Linked DNA regions of Homo sapiens: all the other regions are linked to region 3. A link is a loop called in an ENCODE intact Hi-C map of the cell type or tissue named here. Cell type or tissue: PC-3. All regions are shown on one strand.

Region 1 (8,000 bases), 110 kb before region 3:
TGTGCATTTTCATCATTTTGTTAAGAGGGGAAAAAACCTGAAAAGCCAAAGAAGCTTGAAACCAAGTGTTGGCGGACGCTGCTGCTCAGTGGAACGAGGAAGCCGAAAACCGAGTGTTGGCAGACGCGGCTGCTCAGTGCAATGAGGAAGCCGGAAACCGAGTGTTGGCGGACGCGGCTGCTCAGTGGAACCAGGAAGCCGGTGCTGGCTCTCCAGGCCCACACTGCACGCCCTGACATGGCTCCTCAGTGGAAACTCCTCATGTACGTCGGCTCAGGGTGCTCTGGGCAGAAGCGGACATCGTGTGGGTCCTTGAAAGCCCTCACTCAGTCAGTCAACAAACACTGAGCACCTGCTGCATGTCCCACCCAGGTGGAGCTGAGCTTCTCCTAGGACAAATAGGATTCTGCCCCTCTCCCTGTCCCAAAGCTGTGTGCAAAGGAGCTGTGTGTCCGTCCCCCTACAGACAGGGACTGTGTCTTTGCTGCCAGACAACTTGGGCCCTGGCACAGGCCTGGTGCCAAGGCCCAAGTAGGCCAAGGAAGTAGGGGCGGGGGAGGGAGGTTGGCAGGCAGGGCGCTCAGAGATGAGGAGGCACACCCTCCCCGCCATGCAGGAGGTCCTCAGCTGTGAGAATGACACCAGGTGACTGTCACTTTAACAAACTCCCACTCCGGGCTCTGATGACCCTCAGCTTTGTTGTCAGAATTAAGTGCAAACACTATGACTGACTCCCCACCCCCAGTCATCACAGCCCGGTGGAGTCTGTGTGTCTGTGTTTAATACAGAAGTCCCCGAGGGGCTGCATTCCCTTCAGGTCCTCAGGCCCCAGTCAGAGAAAACGGGGTCTGCTGGTCTCCACCCTGTCCCCTCCCTGTCCCTGGACCCTGGGTCCGCCAAAGAAGCAAAGAGAAGATTCAAGTGCACTCAACCTATGCACATCAACTTCCAGATTGGCAGATGTCAGCTCCCACCCCTGAAACCAGAAAAAAGTTAAGCAAACTGAAAATCAGTGACTTTTCTTAGAATCCTCAGAAAATTGAGGTTACAGGACAAACAGCCAACCCTAAAACTAAAGAGACAGGCGGAGACAGAGAACCACAGCTCACAGTGAGGACAGGCTGCTGGAGCCAGGAACTGGGAGGAACAAAAAGGCAACTTCAGCGAACTGCTCAAGCTGAGTGGGGGCTACCTCAAGACTTAAAACCTAGGGGCTCAGCGTGGGGTGGGGGGCACACTTTTATAAGGCTTACCTTCAGAAACCCCACCAGGGTCTCCAAGTGAATACTGGAGAAAAATCCCACTGTGCTTGACTGGGGTGAGGGGAAAAGGAACCATTCTGAAACACAACTAACATATACAGAGTACCCACTGTATTCCCAGCTTTCTCAAGACAGTGTAAGGGTGGGGTCGCCATGGGAGAGGAAAGTGTGGCTCTTGTCCCCAGAAGCTATGCAACTAGCTGAACAAGACCTAGCCCAGCACTGGGAAGTCAGGGAAGACTTCTTGGAGGAGGTGGTGCCAAGTCAATTCTTAACAAATTAGCAGGAATAAGCCAGAAGAGGAGGCAGGTAAGGACAATGTAGGCAGAATTAGCAGAAACAACACTAGGGGCGTAGTTTTTGGACACCAGTGAGACACCCTGGCCAGGCTGACACTCCTCCTTGCTCAGAAGTACTAAAAGCTTTGGGCTGAGGCCACAGCAGACAGGCGTGACTATCAGTTCCATTCTCTGCCTGGAGTGTTTGTGTGTGATGCTGTAAACGTGCATATGCGGCCAGGTGCGGTGGCTCACGTCTGTAATCCCAACACTTTGGGAGGCCGAGGCAGGTGGATCACTTGAGGGCCAGGAGTTCGAGACCAGCCTGACCAACATGGCGAAACCCTGTCTCTACTAAAATATAAAAATCAGCTGGGCATGGTGGCGGATGCCTGTAGTCCCAGCTACTCGGGAGGCTGAGGCAGGAGGGTCACTTGAGGCCAGGAGGTTGAGACTGCAGTGAGCCATGATCGCACCACTGCACTCCAGCCTGGGCGACAGAGACCCTGTCTTAAAAAAAAAAAAAAAAATGCATATGCTTAAGGACACAGAGGTCTGCACAAACACACCCTGACATGACACATGCTTACATTTTCACCCAAACAGCCGACATACCCACATGTGTTGGTACCACCCTGCACAAAGTCCTACATCCGTGCAGCTTACATTGAGTTTTAACACTAGGCAAATCCACTGTGACCACAGCGGGTCACTTCCGGGCCCTCGTCACCACCTGACCTGCTCATAGATGCAGCCTGGTGCTATACAGTGTGTGTCCAATCAGACCAGAAATTGGAGGAGAAAGAGAGCTCTTCAAACAGCAGGTATCCCGCCTCCCATGCTGGGTTTACAGTTCAAATCAGAGCGCTGAGCGTGAATATGATTTAGATCTAATAAGACCAGGGTGGTATATGGAGATATAGATGCCAACCAATTTGTTTCAATGAATAGCGTAATATTCTCTGTTATTGAAAATTCTGATCATATTAATACCACTCAGTACCCAATCATTGAACAAGCAGATCAAAATGAAATGTGAATTAACACATGGGTGTTGTGATGAGAAACAAACATCCTACAATTCAAAGCTGAAAGAATCCTCAGACATCCTCCTGTCGGTCTCTGTCTCTCCTCCAGCATGGAGCCACAGCCTGTCCTGGACGCTGACCCCACCTTCTCCTCTCTCTCCACCTGCTCCCCAATCTGCACCCTTGGCTGAGGGAAGAGAGCAGAGAATCTTCCTGAAGCCCCCATCACCATCCTCCTCTCACCCCTTCTCCATCAAACCCACCTTTTCTCCAGGGAAGCAGAATCAAGGGTCCAAGCTCCTGGCTGAGACACTTCAGCTCCCTCAGCCAGCCCCACGCCTGGGATGAGCCCAAGGAGTGACCAGCACCTGCCTGGCCTTGGACTCCCCCTCTGGCCACCGTGACACTGTTCCTTCCGGAGCAGGAAGCGCCTTTGGGTGGGTGTCTCACAGAGCCATAAGAGGCCCCTGTCCCTCCCCTCCCTCCAGCCAGCCTAGAAAGTGTATGGAGAGCAGGCGTCCCTCTAGGCCTGGTGACATCGGTACTGCACATGGAGTCCCCTCATGAGTCGCAAGCAGGTCTCATCACTGGGCGCCCTCCTGCCCTGACAGCAGAGAGGGTTTTCTAAGCATTTACAGAACACCGAGCTATGCTGCGCACTGTGGCATGAGCTTCTTCCAGCTCATCTCAGCCTACGAGGAAGGCAGGAGGGAACCCAGGCTCCTGCCACCTTCCTCCCCAAAGCTGCGGCCAAATCAGCGAGGGAAGCCCACGGCCACGCCCAGTAAAGAGGCTGCCCTGAGTGCTGTCCGTGGTGCTGAACCAGCAGGGCTCTTGGGGCCAGCGGGTCCTCCCACCCAGGGCTCCACTTCCAACTCGCCCAGGAGAGGGCGCTGGTCAGTTTTGCTTCATTTCCAGAATTTACCTTGGTTAAAAAGAAAACCTATTTTAAAAATTTTGGGTTGGGCACAGTGGCTCACGCCTGTAATTCCCAGCATTTTGGGAGGCCAAGGCAGACGGATTGCTTGAGTTCAAGAGTTCGAGACCAGCCTGGGCAACATGGCGAAACCTCATCTCTACAAAAAAATTCAAAAAATTTGGCCTGGCATGGTGGTGCACACCTGTAGTCCCAGCTACTCAGGAGGCTGAGGTGGGAGGATCACCCGAGCCCAGGAGGCTGAGGCTGCAGTGGGTCATGATTGCGCCACTGCACTCTAGCCTGGGCGACAGAGCAAGACCCTGTCTCAAGAAAACATTTTGTTTTTAATTGACACATAACTACATATTCATGGGGTACAGTAGGATATTTTGATGCATGTACATATTGTGTAATCATCAAATCAAGGTATTTAGCATATCCATCGCCTCATACATTTATTATTTCTTTGTGGTGAGAACACTCAAAATCCTCTCTTCACACTGTCTTAAGATACATAATACCATATTGTTAGCACAACAGTCACCCTGCTGTGCAATGGAACACCAGAACTATTCCTCCCACCTAACTGTAACTTTGTACCCATTGACCAATCTTTCCCTATCCAAACTTTTAAAATGTGGACTTCATGCCATTTTAGAAGGAAAAAAGCAAAATTACAATTCACATTTCACAATTTACACAGTTGGTTTCATGCACTTTTGACTGTTCCGTCTTGTTTCTGCAAGTTATACAAGTTGCAGCCTCTGGGGAGCTGGAAGTGTCCTGTCCCTGGAGGTCCTTGTATGTCCAAGGACAGCCCAGACCCATCTGCCTGTACTAAAGCACAGAATTTCACATTTGAGGCAGGAAGCCCCACACCTACAGGCCCATTTAAAAACATACAGATGTTTTATTAAGTACTGAAGAGAGATTAAAGGTTCTAAAACGTGTAACATTTGAAGAATAATACCAGAAGCATCCATGTACATAGCACTCGGGTTAAGAAAGTGGCCAGGGCCGGGCGGGGGCTCACAATGCAGTCCCAGCACTTTAGGAGGCCCAGGTGTGAGGACCGCTTGAGCCCAGCAGTTCAAGACCAGCCTGGGCAACATGGCAAAACCCTGTGTCTACAAAAGATGCAAAAAAGGTGGCACACTCCTGTAGTCCCTGCTATTAATACTAGGGAGGCTGACCTGGGCCCGAGAGGGTGAGGCTGCAGTGAGCTGTGATCATGTCACTGCACTCCAGCCTGGATGACAGAATGACACCCTGTCTCAAAAAGAAAAGAAAGAAAAAAACGAAGAAAGGAAAAAATAAAATAAATATTCACTTTGAAATCCTCCACTCGCTACAGGTAACTACTACTATTTTGTATTTTTCATTCCCAGACTTTTTTTTTAATAGTTTACCACATATGTATATCAAAAAGTGTATCAGGCCAGGCACGGTGGTGGCTCACACCTGTAATCCCAGCACTTTGGGAGGCCGAGGTGGGCAGATCACCAGAGGTCAGGAGTTTGAGACCAGCCTGGCCAACATGGTGAAACCCCATCTTTACTAAAAATACAAAAATTAGCCAGGTGTGGTTGTGTGCGCCTGTAAGCCCAGCTACTTGGGAGGCTGAGGCAGGAGAATCACTTGAACCTGAGAGGCGGAGGTTGCAGTGAGATGCGATCATACCTCTACACTCCAACCTGGGTGACAGAGCGAGACTGTGTCTCAAAAAAAAAAAAAAGGATATCGCTTGTTTTTTGGGATGGGATCTTGCTCTGTCACCCAGGCTGGAGTGCAGTGGCATAATCATGGCTCACTGCAGCCTCAACCTCCTGGGCTCAGGCGATCTTCTCACCTCAGCCTCTAGAGTAGCTGGGGCTACAGGTGCATGCCACCACACCCAGCTCATTTTTCATTTTTTTTTTTTTTTGTAGAGATGGAGTTTTACCATGTTGCCCAGGCTGATCTCGAACTCCTGGCCTCAAGTAATCCTCCCACCATGGCCTCCCAAAGTGTGTGATTACAGGTGTGAGCCACTGCACCTGGCCTGCATGTTTTGAACTTTAATTAAATGAAATCATATGAAGTTTTCTTCTGCAACTTTTTGAAGAAAACTTCAACTCCAAGCTCCCAAGAGTCAAGGTTGTTGCACGTGGCCTCACTCATTCCTTTTCCTTGCTGTAGACACAGTGCATACATGTGCATATTTATCCATTATCCATCAGTGGTGGCCACATTCTGTTGTATTTCATTTTGGCTGCTAGGATTTTCAGGCCTCCCAGGACACGTGTGTAATAATTTCTCTATGGGAAATACCTACAAGTGGGATCTCCGGTTTGCAGGAGATGTACATCTCCCCTCATCTTTACTAGATGTTTCCGAATTGTTTTCCAAATTCTCCCACTTCCCACCCAGCAGCACTCCTCACACCCAGGAGCCCCCAACACCGTCATCATTCTCCTTCAGTGTTGGTATTCGTCTGGAAGAAACAAAAAGGACTCTCCCTGTGATTTTGTTTTTGTTTGTTTTGTTTGTTTTTTGAGATGGAGACTCCCTGCGATGCCCAGGCTGGAGTGCAGTGGCGCGATCTAGGCTCACTGCCACCTCCGCTTCCCGGGTTCAAGCGATTCTCCTGCTTCAACCTCCTAAGTAGCTGGGACTATAAGCATGCGCCACCACACCTGGCTAATTTTTGTATTTTCATAGAGACAGGGTTTCTCCATGTTGGTCAGGCTGGTCTCAAACTCCTGACCTCAAGTGATCCACCCGCCTCGGTCTCCCAAAGTGCTGGGATTACAGGCGTGAGCCACCACGCCCAGCCTCCCTGTGGTTTTCATCAGCATTTCTCTGATTCGGGTAAGGCATCCTCCCAATTGTAGAATGACCGCCCTTTTTTCCTCTTCTACTACACCTGCCCAATCTCCTGGCTCCCGTAGGAGCTAACCAATCTCCTGGCTCCCATAGGCGAAGGCTGTTGACAAGATGGTTTCATTCTGAGGAACAAAGGATGTGTCCACAGGGGAACCAGGTGGCCACTGCTGTGTAGACTCTGCGTGCAGCTGCTGCATCTGGAGATCCCAGGTGAGGCAGGCCCACTGGCCCCGGGGAGAAAACGCAGGACAGGGCATCTTCCCAGTTCACAGCCTCACCCCCAGTAACAACCACCCCCTGCAATGAAACTGCACTTTGGGCTCAGAAAACATTTCTTCCAGCTTTGTCCCTTTCCAGCACCCCTAGACCTCGCTGCCACGTGGCTCAGGCAGCTCCAGCTGCAGCCCCCTAAGGGTAGACCACATCTGGTTCATTCTCTCCTGCACCCACAGTGCTTGGCAGAGATCTAGAGTGTGGAGGATCCTCCTGCTGGCTTGGGGGCAGTGGGGTACAGGGAGGAGGTGCCATCTGGGGGCTGCCTCTCTGAGCAGCCCTGGTCCTTTGGTATTGGCGGCCTGATGAACACAGTGGCCAAGGCCAAGTTCACGTGTGACACCAGGGAAAGAGCAGCCAACACTCCAGAGGCTGTCGTGGTCTCTGACAGGCACCCGAGGTCGTGCAAGGGCACTCAGGAGGCAGTCTTAAGGACAGGCGGGGCTGCAGGACTGCCAGCCCCCTCCCAGCCATAGGAAGGCAGACCCTGACCCCTTCCTGCAGCCCCTGGAGGGCAGCCAGTGGCAGAAAGGAAAGGTTGTCTCATGTCTGCCCAGTGTCCTCCCCAGCCTTCTCCAACTCTGGCCTGTGACGTGCCCAGCGCCGTGGCAGCTGTGCCTCTCCCCTCTTGGCTCCTCCAGCTCCTTCCCTGCTCAGAGGGAGACTTGGTGTCCATGACTATCTCCATTTACCGGCTGTGTGTGCTCAGACACTTTAAGCTGTGCCCAGTTTATGGTGTTTGGGCTTTCAAAATGTCTTGTTGTCTTGCTTGTTTTTGTTCATTGAGGTAAAACCATTGACATAATATAAAAGTAACCATTTCACTTCTGTAATCCTAGCACTTTGGGAGGCTGAGGCAGGGGGATCATTTGAGGTCAGGAGTTCAAGACCAGTCTGGCCGACATGGTGAAACCCGGTCTCTACTAAAAATTCAAAATTTAGCCAGGCATCATGGCGGGTGCCTGTAGTCCCAGCTACTCGGGAGGCTGAGGCAGGAGAATCGCTTGAACCCGGGAGACAGAGGCTACAGTGAGCTAAGATCACGCCACTGCACTCCAGCCTGGGCAACAGAGCAAGACTTCGTCTCAAAAAAAAAAAAAAAAAAAAAAAAAAAAGGAAAGAAGAAGTAACCATTTCAAAGCCTACGAGGCCACTGCATTTACTCCATTTGCGAAGCTGTGCAACCACCACCCCTGCCAAGTTCCAGGACATTTTCACCACTCCAAAAGGAGCACTGGTTTCTTTCTGCAGGATGTCAGCATGTCTGGCCCCCAGTGGAAGATCTGGACTCCTGGAGGACAGGTTCAGGGTCTCAGGTGTCTCTATCTACACCTCAGACTGGCTTGCAGTCACTGCTCACCCACGCTGAAGTAGG
Region 2 (8,000 bases), 260 kb before region 3:
GGCTAGCGGATCACCTGAGGTAAGGAGTTCAAGACCAGCCTGCTCAACATGGCAAAACCCCGTCTCTACTAAAAACACAAAAAATTAGCGGGTGTGGTGGTGGGCGCGTATAATCCCAGCTACTCAGGAAGCTGAGGCAGGAGAATTGAGGCTTGAACCCACGAGGCAGAGGTTGCAGTGAGTCAAGATTGCACCATTGCACTCCAGTCTGGGTGACAAGAGCGAAACTCCATCTCAAAAAACAGAGAAAAGTCCTTAGAGGGCGAGGCATGGTGGCTCACACCTGTAATCCCAACACTTTGGGAGGCCAAGGCAGGTGGATCACTTGAGCCCAGGAGTTTAAGACCAGCCTGGGTAACATGGCGGAACCTCGCCTCTACAAAACAGATAAAAATCAGCCAGGCATGGTGGCGCGTACCTTAGTCCCAGCTATTCAGGAGGCTGAGGTGGGAGGATTGCTTGAGTTCGAGAGGCAGAGACTGAAGTGAGCTGAGATAGCACCACTGCACTCCAGCCTGGGCGACAGAGTCAGACTTTGTTGTACTTAAGAGTTCTAGAAACCTCTAAGGTTCTTGGAAAAAAAGTTCACCTGCTTGGCCAGGCACAGTGGCTCACGCCTGTAATCCCAGCACTTTGGGAGGCCGAGATGGGAGGATCACTTGAGGTCAGGAGTTCGTGACAAGCCTGACCAACATGGTGAAACCCCGTCTCTACTAAAAATACAAAAATCAGCTGGGCGTGGTGGCGCATGACTGTAATCTCAGCTACTTGGGAGGCTGACGCAGGAGAATCACTTGAATCCAGGAGGCAGAGGTTGCGGTGAGCCGAGATCACACCATTGCACTCCAGCCTGGGCAACAAGAGTGAGACTCCAGTCTCAAAAAAAAAAAAAATTCACCTGCTCCTCCTGTTTTCCACGTGGCAGCGTGATGGTGATGGCACCAGACTGCCTGGGCTCGACTGCTCTGCCCCTTGCCATCCATTACCCATTACCCTCAACAAAAGAGCCAACCCCTCTCTGCCTCAGTTTCCCCATGTGGCTGACAAGGCTATTTAAGTCATTCCATTGTCATAATAATTCACTGACTTAATACATATAGTGTTTATTTTATTTTTCTTCCTTCCTTCCTTTTCTCTTTTTTTTTCATAGGTTCTTGTTCCATCAGCCCGGCTGGAGTGCAGTGGTGCAATCATGGCTCACTGCATCCTTAACCTCCTGGGCTCAAGTGGTCCTCCCACCTCAGCCTCTCACATAGCCGGGATTACAGGTGCGCACCACTGTGCCCAGCTAGTTTAAAACAATTTTTTGTTGAGACAGGGTCTCGCTATGTTGCCCAGGCTGGACTGGAACTCCTGGCCTCAAGTGATCCTCCTTTCTCAGCCTCTCAAAGTGTTGGGATTATAGGAGCGCACCATGTTGACTGTTTAGAATAGGGCCTGCCAGGCAAATACTCAATGTTAGCTGCTAGTACTGTGTTTTTTGTTTGTTGTTGTTTTGTTTTGTTTCATTGCTTTGAGACAAGGTCTCAGTCTGTTGCCCAGGCTGGAGTGCAGTGGTGCCATCACGGCTCACTGTAGCCTCGAACTCCTGGACTCAGGTGATCCTCCCACCTCAGCCTTCCAAGTAGTTGGGACTACAGGCACGCCACCATGCCCAGCTAAATTTTGAACTTTTAGTAGAGACAGGGTTTTGCCATGTTACCCAGGCTCCTCTCCAATTCCTAACCTCAAGTAATCCTCCAGCCTCGGCCTCTCAAAGTGCTGGGATTATAGGCATGAGCCACTGCACCTGGCCCTGATTTAAAATGTTTTTAAGTTGGCTGGGCGTGGTGGCTCACCCCTGTAATCCCAGCACTTTGGGAGGCCAATGTGGGCAGATTACCTGAGGTCAGGAGTTCGAGACCAGCCTGGCCAATATGGCGAAACCCTATCTCTATTAAAAATACAAAAAATTAGCGGGGAGTGGTGGCAGGCGCCTGTAATCCCAGCTACTCAGGAGGGTGAGCTACGAGAATCGCTTGAACCCGGGAGACGGAGGTTGCAGTGAGCCAAGATCGCGCCATTGCACTCCAGCCTGGGCAATAAGAGCGAAACTCCACCTCAGAAAAAAGAAAAAAAAATCTTTTAAAACTACCCTTTTGTATTAATTTGATTCCAATATCTTACGCACCTTATGTGCCAGCACCGCAAAACAGTACTGTGAAGTCAGCCACATTTTCCCCATTCCAAAGAAGAGGAGGTTGGTGCTCAGAGAGGTTACGCCCAAGTCGCACCATGAGAGGGGGCGTGGGCTGGGATCCAACCTGAGCCTGTGTGGTTCTACCCCTCATTCTGCCTCATGCCTGGACATAAGCAGCTGCCAGGAGAGGACCATAGGAATTGGGCTGGGGCTCTGGAGCCCAGATTGGGCTCCGCAGCCCATTGCCTGTGAGATCTTGGGCAGCCACATAACCTCTCTGTTTCCCAAGTCCTCATTTGTAAATGAAGGAAGTAGAGGAACTCTGAGGCCCTGGGTCTCGCCAGACCTCCTGACTCAGATCCCCGCAGGTGGTGCCTGTGGCTGCAGGTCTAACAAAACCCCAGCAACTCTGCCGCACGCCGTGTTGGGAGCCCCTGGCTGAGCTGGCCTGTGGGCCCTTTCCCGAGAGGAGAGGCAAGTGGCAGGGCCCTGGCTGCACCTGTCCCAGAGTCCGTGTTTGGCAGAGCCTGGCCTGCAGGACAGGTCAGGGAGGTTGCAGAGAGGAAGGTGAGGGGCTGGGCATGGGAGGCCTCCCTGCAGCTCTGAAGCGGGCACCTCTGTCCCTGAGAATGGTTCCTGCAGAGGGGCAAGACTCCCTTTGCCCTTAGTGGGTTCCTCCCGCCCATCACACAGGACGTTGACAGTACTTCACAGCCCCGGGGACACCCTCCGGCATCCTTCCAGCAGAGACCAGACTGTCCCCGAGTCCTGTGGCGTCTAAATGGGCAGGCGGTGAGGACACTCCTGCAGGGGTCCCACCAGCCCCTTCCCTCCGGGGGCTGGGGTGCAGGCACTAAGGCAGGCCCCGCTTTCCTCCCTCCCCTTGTGCTTGGGGTGAGGGGCACACTGCACTTTGGTGGCTATTCTGCAGCCCCAGCCTTCAGCCCGGGTTCCCTGGCCTACCTGGCAGTGTCCTTGAATACAGAAACCTGGCAATCCCCGCCCTCCTCCCTCAGCCCCCGGGTCCGATTCTTTCTCGTCCACTAGGGGGAGCCAGTGCACACAGCTCGGCCTCCCTCGGGGCTCCTTTAGGAACCACCTGGCGCTGGTGCTGGCGCTGGACTGAGCTGTGGGCTGAGCTTTGGGCTGAGCACTGGGCGGCCGCTGTCCCTTTGGATTCTCCTACCTGTCATGATCTCCGTATTTTTTGTTTTTGCCACGGTAACTTGAATTATTTTGATTTCACAAAATAAACGACATTGAAAATACATGAATACTTATTTCAAGACTTTCAAATTGTCATAAAATAACATAAAATATCTTCGGTTTGGCTGAATACATAACTTTCCTTTTCCAGTAACAACATAATTCTTTACCCACATTAATAGTTGTATATCTTGGCCAGGCACGGTGGCTCATGCCTGTAATCCCAGCACTTTGGGAGGCCAAGGCGGGCGGATCACGAGGTCAGGAGATCGAGACCATCCTGGCTAACATGTTGAAACCCCGTCTCTACTAAAAATACAAAAATTAGCCAGGCGTGGTGGTGTGCACCTTAATCCCAGCTACTTGGGAGGCTGAGGCAGGAGAATCACTTGAACCCAGGAGGCGGAGCTTGCAGTGAGCCGAGATCACACCACTGCACTCCAGCCTGGGTGACAGAGCGAGACTCCATCTCGAAAAAAAAAAAGTTGTATATCTTAAACATATACAATAAAGAAATAATACTGTCCTCCAAAATAAAACTCAAATGATATATTTATGGCAAAAACCAAACCTAGACTATCATAAAGAAGGCGGGGATTACAGGCTTCTTATAAAGGCGTGCTCGCATCCATCTGTCAATGATCCCCACTTTGCAATTCATGCTGAGCCTTGTTACTAATAGCAGTCGTCACAGCGAGCATGTCCACCAGACGTCAGGCAGTGGACTAGACCTGCAAATAGCCTTGCATTGTCTTCCGCCCTCACTTAGGAGGGAGAACCCCCACTTTCAGACCCAGGCCCTGAGAGGGAGTGAATTGCCCTGGGGCACAAGAGGAGGGAGAAGACGGAGTTGCTGCACCTGGTCAGGGCATGTCTGGCCTTGTGGCTGCGCTGCTCCCTGGGGTCCGAGAGACTGTCCTGGAGACAAACCTGGAGAGCCTCATTGGTTCCTCTCCTTAGAAGAGGTGGCCAAATGTGAAGCCACCACTGACCCCAAAACCGCGAGCAACTGAGGCTGCCCTGGGGCAGGCTTCAACCTCAGAGCTGCTCTCTCTGTGCCAGTGGCTTAGTGCCCCCTGTCTAGCCTGCATCCCCCAAAAGCGCTTCTTGGCACTTCCGCGCTATCTCCTATATGCAAATTCAGGGCAGATGTAAATTGGAGGCAGATATTTATTTTTATGCAGATGAGCCACTCCAGCGTGTTTGGTGCATTGGAGATCTCGTGAAAGCAAAATATCTCCCGGCGTGCGCTGCTTGTGTTATGTTCGGGTTTTAAGTCGTGTCAGCGTTTACATTTTCTTAATATGAAAAATGCCTGCATTGTTCTGCCGCCAACTCCCCCTCCCTCCCTGCAACCCTCGGCCTCTCTGCTGGCGCCTAATCGTTCTTTATTCTCTTGCTTCTGCTTTCTTAGTCACAAGTTTGGGAAGAAAGTCATCTATTTCAACTACCTGAGTGAGCTCCACGAACACCTTAAATACGACCAGCTGGTCATCCCTCCCGAAGTTTTGCGGTAAGTGCCTGTTAGACCCCAGAAGCCGCATCAATACATCTTCGTGCTTCCAAAGGGCTTGGTTCAGTCCCATGAATGTTTAAGGCTTGATTTCCAAATGTGTGCTTGGCTAGATTTGGCTCAGAAATCTGCGGCATCGACAAAGATCCGCAGCAAAAGGTGCTAACTGCTGACTCAGAGAAATGAAATGGCAAAGGTTGTATACAGGACGGGATGTTTTCCTCGCCCACCATTGCAAAACTGATTTAAAAAATAAGCCCTAACATGGCAACGGCCGTTTGTTGCCTTGGTGTTTACCGTTTTTGCTTTTGAGCAGAAAATTAGGAGAATTTCCCAGGCGTGTGGATAACGCTGTGTACAGAATGAAGTGTTCTCAGGGACGTCACGGGTGCTCTAGAAAACGACCTGTCTCCTGGATGCTGAAAGCTTAATTGGTGTGTCTGCTACAAGGCTTAAATGTAGGCCCAGATGAATAGAGGCTGCCCAGAAAGGCGTATGCCACACAGCCAGTACAGGGCGCGGCCAGATCCAGCCTGGGTCTCTGGACCCCCAGCCTGGGTTCCCTCTGCCCCTGTGTCTCCCTCTCTGAGGCGCTCCTTTGAAGGAGCAGGCCCTTGCCAAAGTACGTGCAGGGAAGGCTGGTAGCCTTGCAGGGGTAATGGAGATAATAACTTCTCTCCGGACGCCAAGTCACATGGCAGGTGCTGGGATATAGAGGTGTTTAGGGAGTGTGGTCTCTGCCCTCATGACACTCTCAGACTAGTGAGGGCCACAAATCAGTGATGACAGGGGCCAGAGGAGGCACAGAACCCAGCTGGGGAGGGGACTGGTGTGTGGGGGTAATCCAGGAAGACTTCTAGGAGGAGGTAGCTCTTAAAGTGAGTTTCACAGGGACAGTTGGCTAGATGAAGAGGCCAGGGAAGCACATTTCCAGCAGAGGGAAGCCCTCCTGCAAACATATGGGTGAAATATTGGGAGATCTGGAGGCAGTGAGAAGTCCCATGTGATCAGGCAGAAGTTGGTGAACGTGAAGCTGGAGGTCACCTTGGGCCGGGAGTCCTTGGTGCCAAGCAGAGGAGAGTGAACTGGACCTGGAGGCCATGAGAGGATGATGGGAATCCCTGGTCGCCCGTGGGCCCTGGCAAGACCCCACTCCCAGACCTCACTAAAGTGATCCGGGGGAGTCCATGGAGACGGCTCAGAAGATGTATTTGTAGCAGCTCTGTGGTGGAAGTGATTTGGTCTGGTGACAAAGGGTAACTCACATCCTCCTGTGTGGGAGAGTGATTTGGGGATGAAATGGACGGCATCTGTGAAACACGCAGCTCCGGCTTCTCAGTGGGTACTGGGTGCAGTCTAGGGCCTCTGGAATGTGCAGGTGGCTGGCAACACTGAGGGTGCAGGGTCCTGTGAGTCAGAGGGGATGAGGTTTGGGAGAGGGGCTTGGGCTTGGGCATTGGGAGCTCCTGAACTTACTCAGTAGGCAGCCGGCACCCCTGTTCCATAGCCATGCAGCAGAACCCCAGAGGACACGTCCAATGCTGATGCTTTTAAATGAGCAGCTTCTAGACTGGGGGTGGGGCTGAGTCTGGATTTTCTCCACCCCCACATACTTCCTGGTGGGTGCTGCGAGCACCAGAGGCTGAGACCCACTGGCACAGCGGCAGGGCAGGGCCTTGGGGTGCTGAATCCTGGCTGTCATCCCAGCTTGTGACCTGGGGCATGTCACCAGACCTTGACAAGCCTCAGTTTCCCAATCTGTAAAGTAGACAAAATAACCCCTCTACAGTAGGCCCCTCATGAGGGACCGAGACATCTCTGGGGAGCCACTTGGGGCGCAGAGCGCTGTGATTAACTCACAAAAAACAACCGCACGTGGTAGCAGCTCACACGTGCTTGGCTGGCCAGGCTCAGTCCAGTGCACCACCTTCTCCGCAGACCTTTCCTGCATTGTCGGGTGCCTAACCCTGCACCATCTTGTGTCACTGACTGCCTCACTCCCGAGCTGCCAACTAATGGTCATGTGCCCCCCCATCCTGTGGCCGGGTCCCTGCTGTATGCACAGTGCCCGGCACATAGTAGGGCTTCAATACGTATTTGCCTGTGTTAAGGAAGGACTGTTACCTGAGCACAGAGGGTCTTTTCTTTTCTTTCTTCTTCTTTTCTTTTTTTTTTTTTTTTGAGATGGAGTCTTGCTCTATCGCCCAGGCTGGAGTGCAATGGCGCAATCTCGGCTCTCTGCAACCTCCACCTCCTGGGTTCAAGTGATTCTCCTACCTCAGCCTCCCGAGTAGCTGGGATTACAGGTGTGCACAACCATGCCCAGCTAATTTTTGTATTTTCAGTAGAGATGGGGTTTCATCATGTTGGCCGGGCTGGTCTCAAACTCCTAACCTCAAGTGATCCACCTGCCTCGGCCTCCCAAAGTGTTGGGATTACAGGCGTGAGCCACCGTGCCGAGCACAGAGGTTCTTTTCACCCGAAGGCTTTAACCACCTCCTTCAGAGTTTATCCATCCTTTTCAGAGTCCATCTGTTCATTCATGGGTTTCTTGTTTCATTCAACAAATATTTTAATTGAGCATCTAGTAGGCAGCAAGCCCTTTCCAGGCACTGGGGATAAAGTAATTAACAAAAGGGACGAGGTTCCTTTAGCATTACCGGCCAGCTCTCGTCTTAAATTCAGACACTTGCGAGAGCTGAGGGTGGTCACGCCCACCTTGGGGCTGACCGCATGGTAAGCAGGTGAGGCTGCTCTGCTGGCCAGGGGCCTCAGGAGAGACTGGACATTTGCTGGAGGTTGGACTACTGCCTCTTATGCGAACAGCCCACAGCAATGGGGGATTGTGACTGTGTGTATGTGAGTGTGTGTGTGAGCTGGCAGTGTGGCACGTGCGCCCAGAGGGATGAGATGCCCAGGTGTCCTGCAGGTGGGGCATCCAGCCCCACCCAGCGCCTCCGTGGCTGCCAGCTGCCCCTGCCAGGTGAGATCCCAGCCTCTGTTGTGTCTACAGGTACGATGAGAAGCTCCAGAGCCTGCACGAGGGCCGGACGCCGCCTCCCACCAAGACACCACCGCCGCGGCCCCCGCTGCCCACACAGC
Region 3 (8,000 bases):
GGCAGACCAAGCGTCATCAGGCAGCCCAAGTCCAGCCACCGCACTCCTGGACTGGGGAGGGAGAGGCTGCGCAAGTTCCCAGTTCTCCATTGGCACAGAGAGAGGATGGAGCGGGGCTGGCGGCCCGCGGGTTTAACCGGCCTCAGAAAAGAGAGAGGATGGAGTGGGGCTGGCGGCCCGCGGGTTTAACCGGCGTCAGAGCCCTGCAGTTGTGCACAAAACCACATGCATTGCTTTTTCGGTATCTGAGGCTACATCCGCACCCCAGACCTCTGGAAGCAGAATTTCCCAGGGGTGTGACTGGGCGTTTGTCACCTTGGGGCAGGTGGGGCTCTGACTGTGGTGGGAGAAGCATCCATGGGTTTCAGGTTTCTGTAAGCATGGTCCCAGGAGGCTTTCAGCAAAGCGGATGGAGCCACCCTCGGGGCGGTCCCCATGTGCCAGTCCCCCATGCAGACCACCACTGTCTCTCTCCATTTCTAATCCCCAAATCCACTCCCAGGAGCTGCTAGAGACTGGCTCTGTCACCCCCTGGGACTCTCACACACTGCTGGCGTGAGCATAAAAGCAGTTCAACCACTTTGGAAAAGCGTTTGAAAATATCTACTAAAGTTGAACATATGCCTAGCCCATGACCCAGCAATTCCACTCGGGTGTTTTTTCCACAAGAGAAGTGAGCACATACGTTCACAAAAAGACGGACGCAAGTATGTTCATAGCAGTTTTATTTAAAATAGACAAGAAAGGAAACTCAATGCCTATCGATGGAAAAATAAAGTGTGATACACCCATATAATGGAACATTATGCAGAAATACAAAAGAACGCTCGACGGTTGCATGCAAAAAACTGGATGGATCTCCCAGATGCCGTGACAAGCAAAAGAAGGCAGCTCAGGCCGGGCGCGGTGGCTCACACCTGTAATCCCAGCACTTTGGGAGGCTGAGGCAGGTGGATCACCTGAGGTCAGGAGTTTGCGACCAGCCTGGCCAAGATGGTGAAACCCCGTCTCTACTAAAAATACAAAAAATTAGCCGGGCATGGTGGCGGGCACCTGTAATCCCAGCTACTCAGGAGGCTGAGGCAGGAGAATGGCGTGAACCCGGGAGGCGGAGGTTGCAATGAGCCAAGATTGCACCATTGCACTCCAGCCTGGGCAAAAAAGAGCAAAACTCTGTCTCAAAAAAAAAAAAAAAAAAGGCAGTCCAGAAGAGAGCAGACGGCATGATTCCATTTGCAGAAAGTACAAAACAAGCCAAAGCAATCAATGGTGGCAGTGGTCAGAATAGCGGCTGCCTTTTGTGGGGAGGGTGGTTGAGGGGGAAAGAGGAGGAGCAGTCTTTCTAGGTGCTGGAAATGTTCTACATTGTGAGCTGATGACAATTGATGGGTGAACACATACGTGAAAAGTCATGGACGTGTCAATTTAAGAGTGAGGCAGTTTACACACTTTACAGTGTGTATGCTATACCTCAATTCTAAAAACTGTGGGGACTCCTCGTTGCCAACAGGCTCAAGTGCAAAGTGCTGGAGGCTCATGGCACCTGGCCCTCCACAGTCCAGCCTTGCTCCAGTTTTTCTCTCTTCCAGTCTTCTCTCTCTTTCTCTCTTTCTCTCTCTCTCTCTCTCTCTCTCTCTCTCTCACACACACACACACACACCCCGTACTAGCCATCTTCATAACCATGATCTGACTTTCTTCTCACAGCCACTCTGGGGGGTAGATATCATCATGACCATTTGACAAATGGAGAAACAGAGCCTCAGAGTGATGTGGATGGTGACGAAGCTCCAGGGGGGCCCAGTTCTTCCGCTCAGCACACAGCCACTGAGGACATGTGGACACCAGTCCTGCAAACAACGGAGTGGGCCAGCCTTGCCTCTGACAGCTTCCAGTCTGGAGGAAGGCAAATCACCAAATGGAAAATGTTCACATGTGGGAACAGCACGGGCCCAGGAACGGTCCCTGTTCTGCCACTGGGCAAATTACTTAAACACTCCAAGTCTCCATGTATTTGTCTGTAAGATGGTGATACGACCTCCCTGCTTCTGGCCTGTGGTGGATACCAGACAACTGACAGCAGCATTACTGCCCATTGTTCTGATAATGAAATAGCTTCTGATCCATCCAGCTGTCCAAGGTTAAGATCAAATGCCACCATCTCATGGAGACATCCTCAGCTTTGCCGCCTCTGTAGACCCAAACCATCACCATCATCATCATCACCATCATCATCATCATCATCATCACCATCCTCATCACCATCACCATCATCATCACCATCATCACCATCATCATCATCATTATCATCACCATCATCATCATCACCATCATCATCATCACCATCATCACCATCATCATCACCGTCATCACCATCATCACCATCATCATCATCATCATCATCATCATCATCATCATCACCATCATCATCATCACCATCATCATCATCATCATAACAATAATGAAATAATACTAGCTATAGCATCTTAAGAATTTACCTTGTGCCAAGGACTATGCCAAGTGCTTTACATACATTTGCTTATTCAATTCCCAGAACAATTCTGGAAGCGACTGTTATCGTCTCTACTTTTTTTTTGAGACTGGTTCTTGCTCTGTAGCCCAAGCTGAGTGCAGTGTCGCAAACACAGCTCACTGCAGCCTCGACCTCCTGAGCTCAAGTGATCCATCCACCTCAGCCTCCCAAGTAGCTAGGATTACAGGCATGCGCCACCATACCTGGTAATTTTTTTAATTTTTAATTTTTATTTATTTATTTATTTTTGAGACAGAGTTTTGCTCTTGTTGCCCAGGGTCCAGTGCAATGGCACAATCTCGGCTTACTGCAACCTCCACCTCCCGGGTTCAAGTGATTCTCCTGGCTCAGCCTCCTGAGTAGCTGGAATTACAGGTGCCCGCCACCATGCCCAGCTAATTTTTTGTATTTTTGATAGAGACAGGGTTTCACCATATTGGGCAGGCTGGTCTTGAACTCCTGACCTCAGGTAATCCACTTGCCTCAGCCTCCCAACGTGCTGGGATTACAGGCACGAACCACCACTCCTGGCCATTAAAAAAAATTTTTTTTTTGTACAGACAGGGTCTCACTATGTTGCCCAGGCTAGTCTTGAACTCCTGGACTCAAGCGATCCTTCTGCCTCAGCCTCCCAAATTGCTGGGATTATAGGCATGAGCCACCATGCCCTGCCCCATCTCTACTTTTTTTTTGAGACGGAGTCTTGCTCTGTCGCCCAGGCTGGAGTGCAGTGGCGCGATTTTAGCTCGCTGCAAGCTCCGCCTCCCGGGTTCACGCCATTCTCCTGCCTCAGGCTCCTGAGTAGCTGGGACTACAGGCACCTACCACCATGCCCGGCTAATTTTTTGTATTTTTAGTAGTGACGGGGTTTCACCGTGTTAGCCAGGATGGTCTCGATCTCCTGACCTCGTGATCCACCTGCCTCGGCCTCCCAAAGTGCTGGGATTACAGGCGTGAGCCACCGCGCCCGGCCCCATCTCTACTTTTTAATCTGAGGCTTACAGAGGTTAAATGGCCGGACCAAGGTCACACCTCTTATGATAGATGAAGTGGAGACTCAGCCAGGTCTGTGAGCTCATGTGCTTGGAATCTTAACCGCTGGGCGACAGTGCCACCTGTCCTTCCTTGAGTATGGAACAGTCTCTCATAAGGCAGGTTATTTAATTGTATTGACTAACATTTAGATGACATTTTACTACTTACAGGGCACACTCCTCATTCCACAGATGAGAAAATTGAGGTCCACTGCTTTTTCTTTCAACAAATAATCATAGAACGGCCACAACTGGCAGTGGTGCATCCGGGCACAGCACTGGCAGGGCCTGCTCTCGTGGAGCTATTAGTTTAACAGAGAGCGAGGGGGTGGGTGAGGATGCCAACAACACACCTCAGTGGGAAATGGAGCCAAGAAGAAACTCAAATAGGTGTCAGGGAGAGCAAGGGCCAGGAAGCTTTGGCTTGGGGGCCAGGGAAGGCCTCTCTGAGGAGCAGCGTTGAAAGGCACCATCTGGGGGAAGGGCATGCTGGGAAGGGGGCACAGCAGGTGCAGAGGCCAAGGGAGGGGGCAGCTCAGCGTGTTTGAGGGACAGATAGATACACCTTGAGAACAGTGGTGTAGAGTGAGCTCGGGGAACCAGCAGCAGGGACGGATGGAGTCTGCGCAGGTTTTATCCTAAGTTAGAGGGAAGTCACGGGAGGGTGTTAAGCAGGAGGGTGACATGATTTCGTTCATGCCTCAAAGAGGGCCCCAGGAGGGCAGAGCCTGGGAGAGGAGTCAGGTGTGGGGGCCCGGGTGAGAGATGAAGGTAGTTTGGACAGAGACAGAGGCAGAGTTTAGGGAGAAGCGAAGGGAGTCAGGGATCCGGGTGGACTCAATGGATTAGATTCCAGGGATGAGGGGGCGGGGCGCAGTGGCTCACGCCTGTGATCCCAGCACTTTTGGAGGCCGACGCAGGCGGATCGCCTGAGCTCAGGAGTTCCAGACCAGCCTGAGCAACATGGTGAAACCCCGTCTTTACTAAAAATACAAAAATTAGCTGAGTATGGTCTCAACTACTTGGGAGGCTGAGAAAGGACAATCACTTGAGCCCAGGAGGCAGAGGTTGCAGTGAGTCGAGGTTGCACCAGTACACTGCACTCCAGCATGTGCAATGGTGAGACCCTGTCTCAAAAAATAAATAAATAAAAATCCTAGGGATGAGGGAAAGACAGTCCCCAAGGTCTTGTGCTTCTGCATGAGTGGCAGCACCATTTCAGATGACGGAAAGCAGGGACAGGGTGAGACTGAGAGCAAAGGAGACCAAGAGGAAACAGCGGGAGGGAAGCGGAAGGCGCTGAGCCACATCATCAGGGAGCCAGGAAGGCAAACCCGGTCCTGGCCCCTGCAGCCTGCTATGCTGTGCTGCCGCCTCGTGGTCAGTCCTCAGCTTCAGTGCTCCCCATCACCGCCTCCAAGAAGCCTTCCCAGGTTGCACCAGCTGGACCGCCTGGGTGGTGCTCACCCATCACAGACCTAGTTTCACTCTCCTTACAGCAGGATCAATGTCTGTGTTAACTGCTTCATCCAACCATTTATTTTCTCCCCCCACATAGAATGTTGGCCTCTTGAAGGCATGTCCTGTTCTGAGAGCTTAGTCTCTCCCTGGCCTCAAATAGGACCTGTCACATTATAGATGCCCAATACTATTAACCCTTCCGCTGACTTGACAATGCATTCCAAGCAAATAGATGGATCTCTGTCCAGTGCCCCCAGTGTGGGACAAAATTGCATTCCATTGGAGGTTAAAGAACCTGTCTTTGGGCCAGGCACAGTGGCTCATGCCTGTAATCCCAGCACTTCGGGAGACCAAGGCAGGTGGATCACAAGGTCAGGAGATCAAGACCATCCCGGCCAACATAGAGAAACCCCGTCTCTACTAAAAATTAGCCGGGCGTGGTGGTGCACACCTGTAGTCCCAGCTACTTGGGAGGCTGAGGCAGGAGAATTGCTTGAACCCAGGAGGCAGAGGCTGCAGTGAGCCGAGATCGCGCCACTGCACTCCAGCCTGGGCAACAGAGCGAGACTCTGTCTAAAAAAGAAAAAAAAGAACTTGTCTTTGGGGTCTGACAAGAGTTCCATTCCAGGCTGTCTGTATTTCAGCTGTGTGGCTTTGGACAAGTCTCACGACTTCTCTGAGCCTCAGACCAAACACTAATGCCCATCTCAGGAGGTAGTGTAGGAGTAAATACTGTTCACACAGAGCTCAGCCCTGCCTGGCGTGAGACCAGACCTCACACGGTAGAAGCACGAAAGTCAACAGCAATACCCAAAGCAATGCTCTTCAAAACTTTGACAGTGATGCCTCGCTCTTTATTCTCCATGACTGTCACATAGAGAATTTAGAATTATTAGTCACATTGGCACCAAGCTCCCTTTCCAACCCACTGGCTCAATAAAAAGGAGCAGTGGCATAGACAGCTGTGCATGGTGTCAGCTTAAAACAGAGCCACATGCTCAGCTCTGGGTGGCTTAAGCTGTTCCCTCCTGCCCCCCTGCACAGGCAGCAGTGACTCAGTCATGACTGCAAAAACTTCTTCCCAGAAACCATGATGATCTTTTGTTTTACGAATTGACTCACTGTATTTGCCTCTATAATTCTTAACAGTAGCTTTGGAAAGAATCAGACAGGAGAGAAAGTGACAGCTCTTCTCAGATCCCTCAGTGGGGTGTTTGGCAGAAATGTCCCATTTCTTCACCCTTCCCTGCACCCTTTGCAATGAAACATTGCTGTCCTCCCTTTGAGAGGTACAATCCATTTGCCGCACTGCCCTGGGTAGGCCACATGACTTGTTTTAGCCAACAGAGTGTTGAAGAAGTAACCATGTGTCTGTTCCAAGCCTGCCAGAACCCTGCCACCTCCATGGAACAAGCCTGGCTAACCATGAGATGGACATCACTATTCACTCTGAGGCTCAGAGAGGTTATGGGAGTTGTCCAAAGTCACACAGCTGGGGAATGAGAGACCCCATGGAGCAGGGCCAAATCAGCCCAGTTGTCCCAGTCTAGGCTCCAGAGGCATGAAAGAGACCAGACAAGTTAGGCAAAGCCACCTGCTCAACCTGCAGCTGACCACAGACTGATGAGAGAACCCAGGCATAAATGGAAGAACCACCCGGCTGAGCCGTAGACTCACAAGAAAAGAACAGCTGTTTAGAGCTGCTGAGTTGTAGGGTTGTTTGTGAGCCATCGGTAACTTGGACATTCAGTTCCCTGAGGACAGTCTAAGGCCTTGGGTCCTTCCACCCTAAGTGCAGGCAGGCGCGGCCAGGGCTGGGGCAGGACAGGCAGAAGGGTGGATGTTGTAGGGCCACCTGGGCCCTGCAGATGAGCATAGAGTTGGTTTTTCTCATAGATAATGAGAATTTGCAGTTAAGAAAAGTTCCTTCTGGAACATGGATTGGGGGGAATAGTGGGGTTGTGATTAGGAGACCAGCTGTTGAACTCGTCTAGGGAAGAGACGATGGAGACTTTGCACCAAGGCAATCACAATGGAAGGGATGGATGGGAGAGGTGAGGATACGGAGTTCTCACAGAGCTGAGGACAGACTGGCTGGGAGCAGGTAAGGGAGGGTGTGGTGGGCTTTGGGCCAGGGTACCTAGCTGGCTGACGAAGCAGTTCACCAAGACAAAAAGCCTGGAAAAGAACCGCCTTCAGGGCAGGATGACAAGCCCCATACTAGTTGACTTGAGTGGAATCCACAGCATCTCTCAGGCTCTAGGAGCACAGGGGCTCCATCTGTTTGCTGCACTGTTATGCATCTTCTCCCCACCTAGAGCAGAGTCTGTCTCTAAGGAGGTGCTGTTTATTTGACTGAGACAGATTAATTGGTACTTAAAAGCACTTACTGTGTGTTAGGCCTGTTCTAGCACTCTATATGTATCCATTCATTTTGACCCTCAAATAAACTCCATGAGGATGGTACTATTCCTATTCCTGTTTTACAAACCAAGAGACTGAGGCACAAAGAGGTAAGGTAAATAGCCCAATGTTCCAAATCTAGGAAGAGGCAGAGCCAGGATTCGATTGTCAGCCCCAGAGCAGGGTGTATTAGTCTGTTCTCACACTGCTATAAAGAATACCTGTGACTGGGTAATTTATAAAGAAAAGAGGTTTAATTGACTCACTGTTCTGCATGGCTGGGAGGCCTCAGGAAACTTACACTCATGGTAGAAGGCAAAGGGGAAGCAGGTACCTCCTTCACAAGGCAGCAGGAGAGAAAGGGGGGGGTGAAAGAAGCCACACACACTTTTTTTTTTTTTTAGACGGTGTTTCACTCTTGTTGCCCAGGCTGGAGTGCAATGGCGCCATCTCAGCTCACTGCAACCCCCGCCTCCCAGGTTCAAGCGATTCTCCTGCCTCCACCTCCTGAGTAGCTGGGATTACAGGCACATGCCACCATGCCCCGCTAATTTTGTATTTTTAGTAGA

Evidence for each region. Hi-C counts contacts between places; a loop is a spot of excess contacts. Peaks named below come from ENCODE experiments on the same cell type or tissue, not always from the same donor. Only the 100,000 strongest peaks of a DNase experiment are listed, where the experiment ranks them.
Region 1: a loop joins it to region 3, with 9 times the contacts of the local background. A loop is called at or near these places in 46 of 110 quality-filtered maps.
Region 2: a loop joins it to region 3, with 11 times the contacts of the local background. A loop is called at or near these places in 63 of 110 quality-filtered maps.

Annotation. Positions count from the first base shown.
Region 1 is chr22:44,972,357-44,980,356 of GRCh38, forward strand. The region is part of intron 2 of PHF21B (PHD finger protein 21B); the gene reads right to left. Among named protein-coding and RNA genes, the nearest start is that of PHF21B, 34 kb to the right of the region's middle. RefSeq lists silencers at 3,273-3,567, 3,297-3,466 and an enhancer at 6,993-7,572. In PC-3, a CTCF peak has its summit at 3,464 (motif pointing right); a DNase peak (open chromatin) is centred at 3,405; H3K27me3 peaks cover 2,248 bases.
Region 2 is chr22:44,817,572-44,825,571 of GRCh38, forward strand. PRR5-ARHGAP8 (PRR5-ARHGAP8 readthrough) reads left to right here. Exons shown (of 15, transcript NM_181334.6): 9 at 4,800-4,898; 10 at 7,912-8,000. It overlaps ARHGAP8 (Rho GTPase activating protein 8), which reads left to right. Exons shown (of 12, transcript NM_181335.3): 6 at 4,800-4,898; 7 at 7,912-8,000. Among named protein-coding and RNA genes, the nearest start is that of ARHGAP8, 69 kb to the left of the region's middle. RefSeq lists a silencer at 3,204-3,303. In PC-3, a CTCF peak has its summit at 3,229 (motif pointing right); a DNase peak (open chromatin) is centred at 3,240.
Region 3 is chr22:45,078,051-45,086,050 of GRCh38, forward strand. No RefSeq gene overlaps it. Among named protein-coding and RNA genes, the nearest start is that of PHF21B, 72 kb to the left of the region's middle. In PC-3, CTCF peaks have their summits at 3,669 and 4,954 (motif pointing left); a DNase peak (open chromatin) is centred at 6,001; H3K27ac peaks cover 1,067 bases; H3K27me3 peaks cover 344 bases.